Linked DNA regions of Homo sapiens: region 1 is linked to region 2. Evidence: chromatin contacts called from ENCODE Hi-C or POLR2A ChIA-PET data. All regions are on one chromosome and are shown on one strand. The core of a region is the stretch at or near the end of the contact, and the rest is flanking DNA. Distances in the headings are between cores, read along the strand shown. Region 1 has its middle 160 kb from the start of MAF. Region 2 has its middle 66 kb from the start of MAF.

Region 1 (5,855 bases), core at 6-2,505, 94 kb after region 2:
TTGGTTGCCCCTGTGATCTGTTTCGGTCGTTTCCATCCCGTGACTGCTGGGCATCTCCTATGCAGAATCCATGCTGGTGCTTCCAGCACTTCCTCTGTTGGCTTTGTCATCTTCTGTCCTCACTCTTACTGTGGTCTATGTAACATGGACCTCTTTCTGAGTGAGTGTCTATGGTTTTGCATCTTTCCATCCAATGGAGCAGAGCAGACTGTTTTTGCAGCAATATACTATTCCTTGGAACCTTTGTTTTCTTATCCAGAGCAAGAAGAGATTAATAAATATTAAGTGCTGGCCAGGCGCTGGTGGCTCACACCTGTAATCCCGGCACTTTGGGAGGCCGAGGTGGGTGGATCATGAGGTCAGGAGATTGAGACCATCCTGGCTAACAAGGTGAAACCCTGTCTGTACTAAAAATACAAAAATTAGCCGGGCATGGTGACGGGCGCCTGTGGTCCCAGCTACTAGGGAGGCTGAGACAGGAGAACGGCATGAACCCGGGAGGCAGAGCTTGCAGTGAGCCAAGATTGAGCCACTGCACTCCAGCCTGGGTGGCAGAGCAAGACTCCGTCTCAAAAAAAAAAAAAAAAAAAAAAGTAAGTACCTACCCCATAGGACGATAGGGATGGTGAAAGAGGTGGACTTGTGCAGGTGCAGTGCAAAGAACTGCTTAATACACTCTTATTCTTGGTACGTAAATGAACGATGAATGAACGCAAGGCAGTGCTGCGAAGTGCAGTGCCCTAGATTAGGATGTGCAAATCCCAGACTCAATCCCTGCCTCTGCCTCTTGGAGCTAGGGGACACGACAATATCTTTAAGATAGAAGGGGCTTTGGAGGTGGACAGGCCTGAAGTCAAGCTTGATTATGGCTCTTTCGATGTAATTGTTAATCTTAGGATGTCTCAGTCTCTCACATGATGAGGACAATAATTAATTCTACCTACCTCCCTGGACGGTCCCAGGGATGAAAAGTGGTGTCTGTGAAGTGTGGCAGAGCGCACACATGGAATACGTGCTTGAAAAATACCAGTTACTGTGATCATTATTGCTTTCCTTTTATTTCTTCCTAGCGCTTCTTTTCATTAGCATCTCAATGCCTCTGGGACATGGGCAGGGATCATCCAGGGCTCAGGGAAGGACGGAGGACCGTGCCAAGAGAAGGCAGACTCTGCACGACCTCGCTGGCTGTGCAGACTTAGAAAACTGATCCGCCCTCTCTGAGCTCCGCCCCCTTCCCTCCTCTGTGAAATGGAGGAAACAATCCTGTCCTCGAGGTTCCCGGGAAGATAAAGTGAGGAATGTCTGCAGGAGCCACTGACGCAAAATAAGTACCCAGCAAATGCCACTTCCCACTGCCCCGTTCCTTACATAATTCTCCGCAGCCTCCTCCAGGCTGTTATCTCCTTGGCAGTGAAGCCGGGCGCTGTCTCTTACCCACATGCCCCAGTTAATATTTCAAACGTCCTGAGTTTCTAATTGTGGCGAAGCCTAAGAGCCACCTAATCCGCCCGTGTATTAACTGCTCTACCTCCAAACGGGTGCCTCTGGTCCCAGGGCTGACACTGCTGAGTTAATAATGACTCGATTCATTCCTCACGCCAAGTGCAGGAACCACATAATCTGCGGGGCAGAAATAACTCCTGTAATTGGAAATGCCTGAGGGAACCCCCCACAAAGGGCCTTGTAGCTTGGCATGTGGGAACCTCCTGCCCCCACTCTCTTCCCCCTGCCCCCCCAACGCCACGGGGCCTCTGCTGTTTTCTAAAGCCTGCTCAGACCTGGCGTCTCTAAGAGACAGGCTCTCCAAGGGATGGCATTCCAGCCCCAGAAATATGCTCAGTAGTAGCCCCGGCTTCCCGGTGCCCTGGGGCCGACTCCTGTCTCCACAAACAGGCCTCCTAGAAGCCCAGGCCAGCAGCCCCTGCAGAGGCGGAAACCTCCCGCCTGGCCTGTGTCCCACTCTAGGTGAAAGGGGAATGCGGCCCACGTCTCAGCATGTGGGAACCCCCTTCCCAGCCAAGGCAGAAGTTTCTGTTGTGAGGGAGTGAAAAGGAAGTGCTAGGATTGAGCCTGCCCAATGCCAGCCTACGGTTTCTCTCAGTGAACTTAGTGAATGTCATGGCCGAGAAGCTCGTGCTCTGGAAGCTAGCAGAGAGTAATGCCAGGGTTTTCAGAGGCCAGTCCCCTCCACGGTGAAGCTGGGTGACCGGCATGAGCTCTCGGAGGTGTCCTTTCCTCAGCTGTAAAATGAGGGGGCACACAGGCCTCCTTGGGGGACTACATGGGTGGAATGTGCAGTGGCTGGCTCTGGGTACCTCCTCAACCACCTTTGTCTCCCTCACTGTAAAATGGGATGCAAAGTCCCATCAGCCCGACTTTAATGAAGTTGAGACATTCTTGAAGCATTTCAAGCAGGATGTGTGGCTGTGTCCCACACCTGTACAATCTCAAACAGGCCACACGGTGGTTGTGCAGCCTGGGGTTCTCTTACACCTGTAATGTACGTCTTCATGTTCCCGTTTTACACGGGGGATTATTTAATCTTGGATGACATGTAATTTGCACGAAGGAGAGCTAGGATTGCAACACAAGCGAAGATGACAGCAAAGTGTCCATTTGGTTTCCTTACAGCATGCTCTCTTCCTTACTCCTGTCTGTAAAATATACAGAAATGCACACACACACACACACACACACACACACAGAGAGAGAGAGAGCTTTCTCCCATTTTAGTCTTTAACACATGCCTTGAGAGTGGGCAGGGCAGATGCCGAGGTTATTAACAGTGTGGGGGATACATGACCATTCATGCACGTTCAAACTACTTCTGAAAGCCCTGCTTGTGACTCTAAAGTGCGGGATTTCTGAACAAATAGTCAGATCTCTCACTTTCAAAGGAGTATCAGCCATTTAGAAAACAGGCACCTTGGGAGACTTTGCCCAAGACAGTCAAAAGCCTGCCTGCGCTAAGTGTTGCAGCGTCGAGCCTGTGTGTGCAGACTCTCCAGATGCTGGGTCCTGCATGGCATGGTGGAGTGCTGGAGATGCCAAGGTGGAGACCCAGCTCATGTTTCCAAGAGGGCATCACGTCATCTTAGGGGAAGATGACCAGTGAAACCGACAAATATAAAGTGTGACATGTGGGAAGGGAAAGGTTAGCCCAAGGGTCTCCCTTTTAAATGTCTTTGCAACCAACAAGCCCTTTAGAAGTGATCTCAATTTGGTGAAACCCAGAAAAGTGAGTTACAGTCAAGTCTGGTGAACAAAATGATAAATAACCCTTTGGTGTAAAAATAAGCAGCAGTGAGAAGAAAGCAAGAGAAGCACTTTTCTTGTGTAATTGGCACCCCAGTTCCCAATGGGTCATCGGCAGTGTTATTTGAGAAGCGTTAACGCACATGTCTGATGCACAGTAGGTGTTTTGCAAATGTTGTTTAAAATGACCTATTTTAAAAATAAATTAATCTCAGCCAGACGCGGTGGCTCACACCTGTAATCCCAGCACTTTGGGAGGCTGAAGCGGGCAGATCACCTGAGGTCAGGAGTTCAAGACCAGTCTGGCCAACATGGCAAAACCTCATCCCTACTAAAAATACAAAACTTAGCTGGGTGTGGTGGTGAGCACCTGTAGTCCCAGCTGGTTGAAAGGTTGAGGCATGAGAATTGTTTGAACTTGGGAGGCAGAGGTTGCAGTGAGCCGAGATCATGCCACTGCACTCCAGCCTGGGTGACAGAGCTAGACTCTGTTTCAAATAAATAAATAATAAAAATAAATGAATCTCATTTCTCACAGACTTTGCTCTTTTTACAAATTGAGTCATAGGTTTTGCACATGAATGGGTGAAATCTTCTCCAACCGCATGCCTAAAATCACAGGGCTTTTGGTTTTGGCTTCCTGCACCCTTCTTGCTAATGAATTTTCCAAAGAGCAGGTCCCTTACCTGTGAATTGAAGGCCAAGCTTTCCTCACATGCTTTAGCAGACTCCTCTCTGAGTCCCTGGAGAAAAAGCCTTTGTTCGAGTTCAAGTTCATGCTTTTTAGCTACGAAGTATGGAATCTACATGGACAAATAACGAAGGATATGGTCAAGACAAATGCACATCTCGGCGTGAACTGGGGGAGACTGGCTTGTAAAGCCATCAACTCCTGGTGTAGGGACTTGAAAGATGAATTTGGGGAGAACATAGAAATGCCCTGAGAAGAGGACTAAAACTGCCACTGGCCAGCTGTGTGACCCTGAGCAGACAGTTCCAGCTTCCTGAGCCTCAGTTTCCCCTTGGGAAATGCAGATGAAAACAATAGCATCTACCTCATGGCCTGGTTGTAAGGCATGAATGACTGAATGTACATGAAGTCTTGGGACATAGTACAAGCTCAATGAATAGTAGCTTTAAAGAAGATTTCGCTATTGACCGCATCTATTTGACCACAGAAGGTACCTGTTTTCCTAAATCTAGGGCTTTGGCCTTGAATTCCAGGAACATCAAGGCTTTCAATCCCTCATTGTAATTTACAGGAAGATTTCAAAGAAGAATCTGTGTATATATGTGCATATGGTATGTGCCAACACCTGGTTGTGAATATGTGTGTGTGTGTGTGTGTGCACAGTCGCAGGTGTGCTTGTATGTGTGTGTACATATATGTGTGTACAGCTGTGTGTGTATATATGGACGTGTGTCCGTGCATAGGTATAGGTGTACTGCGTATATGTGTAAGTGGAGCCCTTGCATGACAGACTTCTTAGAGCAAGTCATGCCAGTCTAGGACAAAACAGAGTCTTCGTTGATGGGATGTGTCAACTCACTTCGCTTCTCCACACTCTGCTGGGACCCAGAAGTGATCACTCCCAACAGATAAGCAGCCGGATCTGGGCCCAAGTGATCTCATCACCAGTCGCAGACCATTAACAAATCGTTGCCTCCCTGGAATCCATTCCATGGCTAATGAAGCATCCAGTACCTCGATATGGGTTTCTGCCTGGATTCTAATCCATGAAAAGCTGAGCTCTGTGAACAGGACCAGAAAGGAACTAACCTTTGTGGATATTCTACTCTTTTCTTTATAATCTTTTAAAATGTAATATTTATATCATTTCCTATTCTATCATATAATCTTTAATAGGAAATAAAATATGTATGAATGATGATGTTCTCTATTAAAACTGTATATAATTTATTAAAATGGTATCTCATCTACTTTAATTATATATTATTTATTAAATATATATTGTGCTTTAAAAGTATATGTATACTTTTAACAACATAATCTATAACATAACATATGATATAAAACATCCCATATAAATTTAAGGACTGGCTCTAGTGAGCCAATGGGAGCTCACATCATAATAGGCTGGAGCTGGCTTGTAGCAGCCCCCAAGAGCCAATTGTTACATTTTCAGGTATTTTGCAAAAGCTGGTTGACTTCACATTGGTAGCTTGAAATCAGCCACCATGAGAGCATTTACACCATAGAAATTGGCAAACTTTAAAATTAAGGTTCCCCCTCTCTCCATGGTGAAGTCATCATTAAACATTTATAAGCACGTCACCGTGTGTGTGTATGTGTGAGCTTCACTGAGCTTCAGATAGGTTAGTCACCAAACATACATCATTTTCTTATTTTATTTAACCTTCACTGCAGTCTTCTGGCCCTGGCATTTCCTAGCTAGTGATGTTGAGAAAGTCACCTCATCTTGCATGGCCCAGTGTGCAGTTGCATGGGCTGTTTCACTGCACAACTCAGGGAGTGACATTTATGTCAAAGCCTATTTGACTCTAGTCTTCACCTATGCAACGGGGAGAACAGTCACTACCACACTACCTTGCCCTGAGGATGCTAATAGATCATGGGG
Region 2 (6,090 bases), core at 3,540-6,039:
GCTGCTTTGACATTTCAAGGTGGTGGATCTCATGGCATCTGAAGTATTTCTAGGAGCCATCTGTTCTGAAGTTCATGTGCAGCAATCAGCAACCTGTTCCTAATTGAAAAAGACTGATGGGGTAAAGAGCCACAGAGCGGAATTCTAGGCAAAGTAACATCCTCCTATAGCCAGGTTCGGTCAGGAACATAGGCATGAGTCTAGGCTTGAAGACTCAGCCGCACGAACTTAGAGCTGTGTGGCTTTGAATGGGTCACTCAACCTTAATGCCTTCAGCTGTAAAATGGGCATTGCAATAGTGCCTCCCTTTTGGAATTCTTGTGAAACATATACATGATTGAGAACATAAAACACTCATCAAAATACCTGGTACTGCAAGTACTCGATGACTATTAGAGGCTAATGATGATGATGCTTTCATCAGTATCAATGTGTATTTGGATATACTTTTGTTGCAGCCTCACAAAGGAAAACCAGGAAACTTCGAGGTTGGAACAGGATGTTCGAGTGTGACTCTGTGCTATCTCAAAGCAGATATGAACTGAGAATAGATTCACCAAATGACCCACTTTATCATTCAATAAAATGTGCTGATCTGGCAGTTGAGTATGTAGTCTTCCCAGGATCTCACAGACGTGCAGACATTGTGAGCTTCTGGGTACATGTGCACCCACACATACACACACACAAACACACTGTACAGATGCCTGATGCATGTGTCTAAGCCTATGGTATACATAAAAGGTCTCTCTACTGACACTATCATGAAATAGTCATCCCTCAGTATCTGTGAGGTAATTGGTTCCTGGACCCCCCTCCCATACCAAAATCCATGAATGGTCAAGTCTCTTACTTAAAATGGTGTAGTAGGATTTGCATATAACTTACACACATCTTCAGATATACTTTAAATTTTCTCTAGATTACTTATAATAACTAATACAATGTAAATGCTATGTAAACGGGTGTTACTCTGTACTATTTAGGGAATAATGACAGGGAAAAAAAGTTCTCTATGTGTTTAGTACAGACACAATGATCCTTTTTAAAATTTTTTCTCAATATTTTCTTTTATATTTTTTCAAGACGGAGTCTAGCACCATGGCCCAGGCTGGAGTGCAATGGTGTGATCTGGGCTCACTGCAACCTCTGCCTCCCAAGTTCAAGCGATTCTCCTGCCTCAGCCTACCAAGTAGCTGAGACTACAGGTGTGCACCACCATGCCTTGCTATTTTTGTACTTTTAGTAGAGATGGGGTTTCACCATATTAGCCAGGCTGGTCTTGAACTCCTGACCTCAAGTGATCTGCCCACCTCGGCCTCCCCAAGTGCTGGGATTACAGGCATGAGCCACCATGCCCAGCCCTAATTTTTCTCAATATTTTCAATTCCCATTTGGTTGGATCCATGGGTGGGGAGCCCACAAATATGGAAGGCTGACTGCATGTGCCTTTTGTTGTTGCTGTTGTTGACTGGCAGAAATTTGCAGTGAATTCCATGTTCTAAAATTTCATGGACTCTGCCTGGGCCAAAGTTTTATGAAAAGTAGGTTGACTACCAGTTTTGGTAAGTACCGCCTTATATCTATATCATGTTGAGTATAGCACTAGGATCATGAAGTCTCATAGCTAGAGAAAGGGTTTATCTGTCTGGTTAAGTATTTACTGAGCACCTATTGTCTGCATAGCATGCAGAACCAAACATAATTGGACATAATCCTGATTCTATAAATACTGCCAACTGTGGGAGAAAAGAAAATAAGTGGATGATGAATACGCAACTCTGTCCTTGACTTCATGGCGGTATCACATATAGCTAAACTATTGCTTCTAAAGCTGAACTAAAGTAGCAATGCAGCCGGGTGTGGTGGCTCATGCCTGTAATCCCAGCACTTTGGGAGGCCAAGGCGGGGAGGTTAGGAGTTCAAGATTAGCCTTGCCAACACTGTGAAACCCTTTCTCTTAGCTGGGCATGGTGGCACGTGCCTGTAGTCCCAGCTACTCAGGAGGCTGAGGACTCCTACTCAGGAGAACTGCTTGAACCCAGGAGGCAGAAGTTGCAGTGACCGAGATGTCACCATTGCACTCCAGCCTGGGCGACAAGAGCAAAACTCTGTCTCGGAAAAAAAAAAAAAAAAAAGAAGAAGCAATGCTTGATGCTATCTTCAGTCCTTTATGAATAATGCATATTATAGACAAGTGGGAAAAATGGTGTTAATACTTTCTAATATTTCCTTTCCTTCCTGGATCCAAAGATATTTTCACACACCTCTTGACCACTCAGCACGGTACTGTAATTTGCCATGACCCATAAAACAAGCAGAAGTGGCAAGTGTGATTTCTGGGTGGAAGCACTGAAAAGTTAGTACATGATTGCCTAAGGTCTCTTCCCCTGCTCTGGAAAATAAGGAAGCTACATGTTAAGATGATAGTATCAGAAAACCGAGGCGCCATCCACAGCCAGTCTCTGAGTAACTCTACAGTGTGAAAAGCAATGTCTACATCTGTCTCTAGGGACTTGCAATAGAAATTCAGCGTGAATAAGAAGTAAACCTCTGTCAGTTAAAGCCACTGAGATTTGTGGGTGGTTCGTTAGAGAGCTTCACCTTTCCTGGCGAATTCAAAATGCAGAATTGATAAATTGACTTTGTCCTAAGTAAGTCAATGAAGGTTTCACCAAAGAAGGTCAAAATCTTTGAGCAGGATTTTGATGTAAGAGCAGTTTACCTAATCCTCAAAGGAAGCTTACAAAGGAGGGGATATTTTTGTTGTTATCATCATCACCAACAAATGAGAAAAGTAAAACTGAAGCTGAGAAAGATGAAGCGGTTGGCCCACACTGTCCAGAGAGGAACCTGGGATCAAATTTTGGATGTTTCTTTCCAAATCTGCTTTCTTTCTTCTAGTTCTAGACCCTTACAGTCAGTACACTGAAGAGGGTGTGCCTGACAACTGGTCACAGTTTTCTTTTCTTTCTTTCTTTTTTTTAAATTATACTTTAAGTTCTAGGGTACATGTGCACAACATGCAGATTTGTTACATATGTATACATGTGCCATGTTGGTGTGCTGTACCCATTAACTCGTTATTTACATTAGGTATTTCTCCTAACGCTATCCCTCCTCCCTCCCCCCATCCCATGACAGGCCCCGGTGTGTGATGTTCCCCACCCTGTGTCCAAGGTAGGTGGTACTGGCAGTATTCTGTAAATCACAGGTTTGGTGGATAAAAGGATATCGCATGTAATTCATCAACACTCACCTGTATGTGAGTGCTTAGCTTTGGGGCATTGCATTCCAGGACAGCTTTCTGACACTATTTTTGGAGTGAGACTCAAGTCTTTTAAATTCAGATGCCCAGCTGGCCTAAGTCCTGTATTCCCAAGAATAAAACCACATGGTAATGCGGTGAGGTAGAAGGAGACACAGGAGGAAGAACCAAGAGTGTGCGTGACACCTAACTTTATTTTAAGTAACAGAAAAAATAATAAATGACATTTGGATTCTGTTTTCATTGAAAGGTGTAAACCAAATTTACAGTCTACTTCAAAGGTAAGGAAGAAGTCTCCTTGGATGTTCACAAGCTGTACTTCTGAATAGCCAATGTTAGGCCAGTTGCCTAGGCAAGTAGATTCTGATCTCTTTCCTCAAGGGATTGTAGTTTACAATATAAGCAGAGTCAAAGGGCTCTTGTAAGATGAGCTTGTAGTATGGGGACAGTGAGGCCTTCAGGTGAGCTGAGGGGAGCATGAACAGGAGGGCATGAATTTCCCAGGCTTTCCTTGCCCTCTGTTGTCTCTGGGCACCCTGGATCTTGCCACTACCTTGCTTAGTGCACTGACATTAAGCAGTTATTGTTTTGATGGCAACAGAGGAGGGAGAATGTTATTTTCAAAGGAAGGACATCACTGGATAAGAAAATTCATCTCTCCACATCCTCACACGCAGAGCTAATCGGCTGGGAGGTGGCACAGAGGTCACTGGGAGGTGGCGGAGAGGTCACTGGTATTGAAATAAAGGTGACGGGAAGTCAGGAATGGATCTCTGTTATTTTCCCCCCTAGCAGACTTTCTCCTTCAGTTTCTGGAATTCCTACCTCCGGACAAAAGTTTGGGTTATGAACCAGATGGACAATGAGGGGATCTGAACAGATGTCATACTTTCCATTCCCCCTCCCCCTGCCGTCTTCCTCTGTCTTCCTCCCTCTCACTCAACCAGAGGACGAAAGTAAAATTCAGAGTAAGATTCCAGTGGTTGTGAATGACCACACTACCCTTCTTATTGGGGTTTAGAGCAGCAAGCTGTAGTATTAATATAAGGAATATTTTTATAGTCCAAGAATTTACCTTTCTATTTTTGACTCAGTTGTATATAAAATAGAAAAGGAGTGGGGTGGGTGGAAACCTCTTCTGACTGACCCTTGGATCTGGAAAAGTGATATGTAAAGGCAGAGAAATACAAAACAGGTCTGAGACCATCCCTCTGCCCCCTTTAAAAAATATGAGCAACTCTTATGTTGATAAGAAGAGTAGAGCCCTTTAAGGCATAGATAAATAATTTCTTGGCTAATGTTCTTGATCCATGGCTACAGACTAACTTTTATTTAAAGAGGCCAGTGAAGACATAGATAAATATAGAGAGAAAAGAGAGAAACTAAGACACTAAGTTACCCCGAAGGGCATTCCTGTATTAGTCATCGTATAAAAATTATATGTACCACAGAATATCTATTTTTAGAGGCCAGGAGGTTATGTGAAGCAGGTCAGATGTCGGCAAAGACCCAAGGCCAGCTTGCAGCAATGATATTGGATATTTGGATATTTGTTTTCTTTATTTTAACTGTGCAAAGCTGGCACTGACCGCATGGATATGTTGGGCACTTGGGGAGGGCGAGACAAGGTCCATGTGCTCCTTCAAAGATATCTGAGGTACTCAGTGATTCTTTTGTGTTATTTTTATCTATCTTCTAGGCCTGGCACTACACAAACACACATGTATCTGCACTCACGCATGCACGCGCACACACACTCACACACGAATGCTTTATGACGCATATTTCATATCTTCATGCCTGACAGAGGCCGCCCCCATTTCTCCTAATGAATTGATTAGAATACTTTATTTCAATACTTTATTTGTTTCTTACCAGTTAAATCTTGTCTGAGTTTATAGAAGCCAGATAATTTGTGGCCTCTCTCCGGAGTCGAGAACAGTCCATTTGGCTACTGAGCAGTTGACCACCTATCAGATTGAATGATTGGAGCTGAGATAAACTGCACTGAAATGTACCAGCTTCTTACTCACTGCACATTTGTTTCACTTTTTTTCTTTTATGTAGTGAAACTCATCTAAGCTGCTTCTCTAGAACCAACTCTCTTATTTGCATAAAATATTTGTCTCCCAGTGGCTACGGATGATGCTGTTGGACATGGGAGAATGGCTTCCTGTTTGTTCTCAACCCTCCTGCCTTGGTTCTTCTCAAACCAGAGTGGGGGCCATGTCTCTACTCCACACTCCATCCAAGAAATTGGAGAACCATGCACTACTGGGGTCAGTTTGCCAGACTTAGCAAATAAAGTCACAAGATGCCCAGTTCAATTTGAAATTTAGATAAATGACAAATATATTTTAGTATAAGTCAATCCCGTGCAATATAGGAACCTACTCATGCTAACAATTCTTATTGGTTATCTGAAATTCAAACTGGACTGGGTATTCCCTATTGTTTCTGGCAACCCTATGCTGGGGCATGTTCCTAAGAGGAGTTCCCACGGTCCCCAGACCATCCAAACCCCGCTTTGGACCACTAAGCACAGTTAATAGGATAGGACATTGTGCCTTCTAGATCTCACTGATGCCTATTTTCTAATCTTTTCAAGCAGGGGTCCCCAACCCCCAGGCCACAGACCAGTACCAGTCTGTGGCCTCTTAGGAACCAGGTCACACAGCAGAAAGAGTGATGAGTGCGTGGGTGAAGCTTCGTCTGTGTTTACAGCCACTCCCCATCATTCACATGACTGCCTGAGTGCTGCCTCCTGCTATATCAGTGGTGGCATTAAGATTCTTATAGGAGTACAAACTCTACTGTGAACT

What was found. Hi-C counts contacts between places; a loop is a spot of excess contacts on that map. ChIA-PET counts read pairs that join two places held with the same protein, here RNA polymerase II (POLR2A). Pooled maps may share reads with other maps.
Region 1: a loop to region 2 is called in a map of gastrocnemius medialis, with 2.5 times the contacts of the local background. The contact joins two enhancer-like sites. A Hi-C loop is called at or near these places in 2 of 168 maps with a recorded cell type or tissue (Right ventricle myocardium inferior and gastrocnemius medialis) and 3 of 50 pooled maps. POLR2A ChIA-PET finds 5 or more read pairs at or near these places in 1 of 52 experiments (activated CD4-positive, alpha-beta T cell).

Annotation. Positions count from the first base shown.
Region 1 is chr16:79,433,996-79,439,850 of GRCh38, reverse strand. It overlaps a transcript of MAF not described here. Among named protein-coding and RNA genes, the nearest start is that of MAF, 160 kb to the left of the region's middle. Within about 2 kb of position 1,255, at least 12 of the 41 ENCODE cell types and tissues checked have a DNase peak (open chromatin) inside an H3K27ac peak, as active enhancers do; they include gastrocnemius medialis, where a contact is called at or near this core.
Region 2 is chr16:79,531,635-79,537,724 of GRCh38, reverse strand. It overlaps a transcript of MAF not described here. Among named protein-coding and RNA genes, the nearest start is that of MAF, 66 kb to the left of the region's middle. Within about 2 kb of position 4,789, at least 2 of the 41 ENCODE cell types and tissues checked have a DNase peak (open chromatin) inside an H3K27ac peak, as active enhancers do; they include gastrocnemius medialis, where a contact is called at or near this core.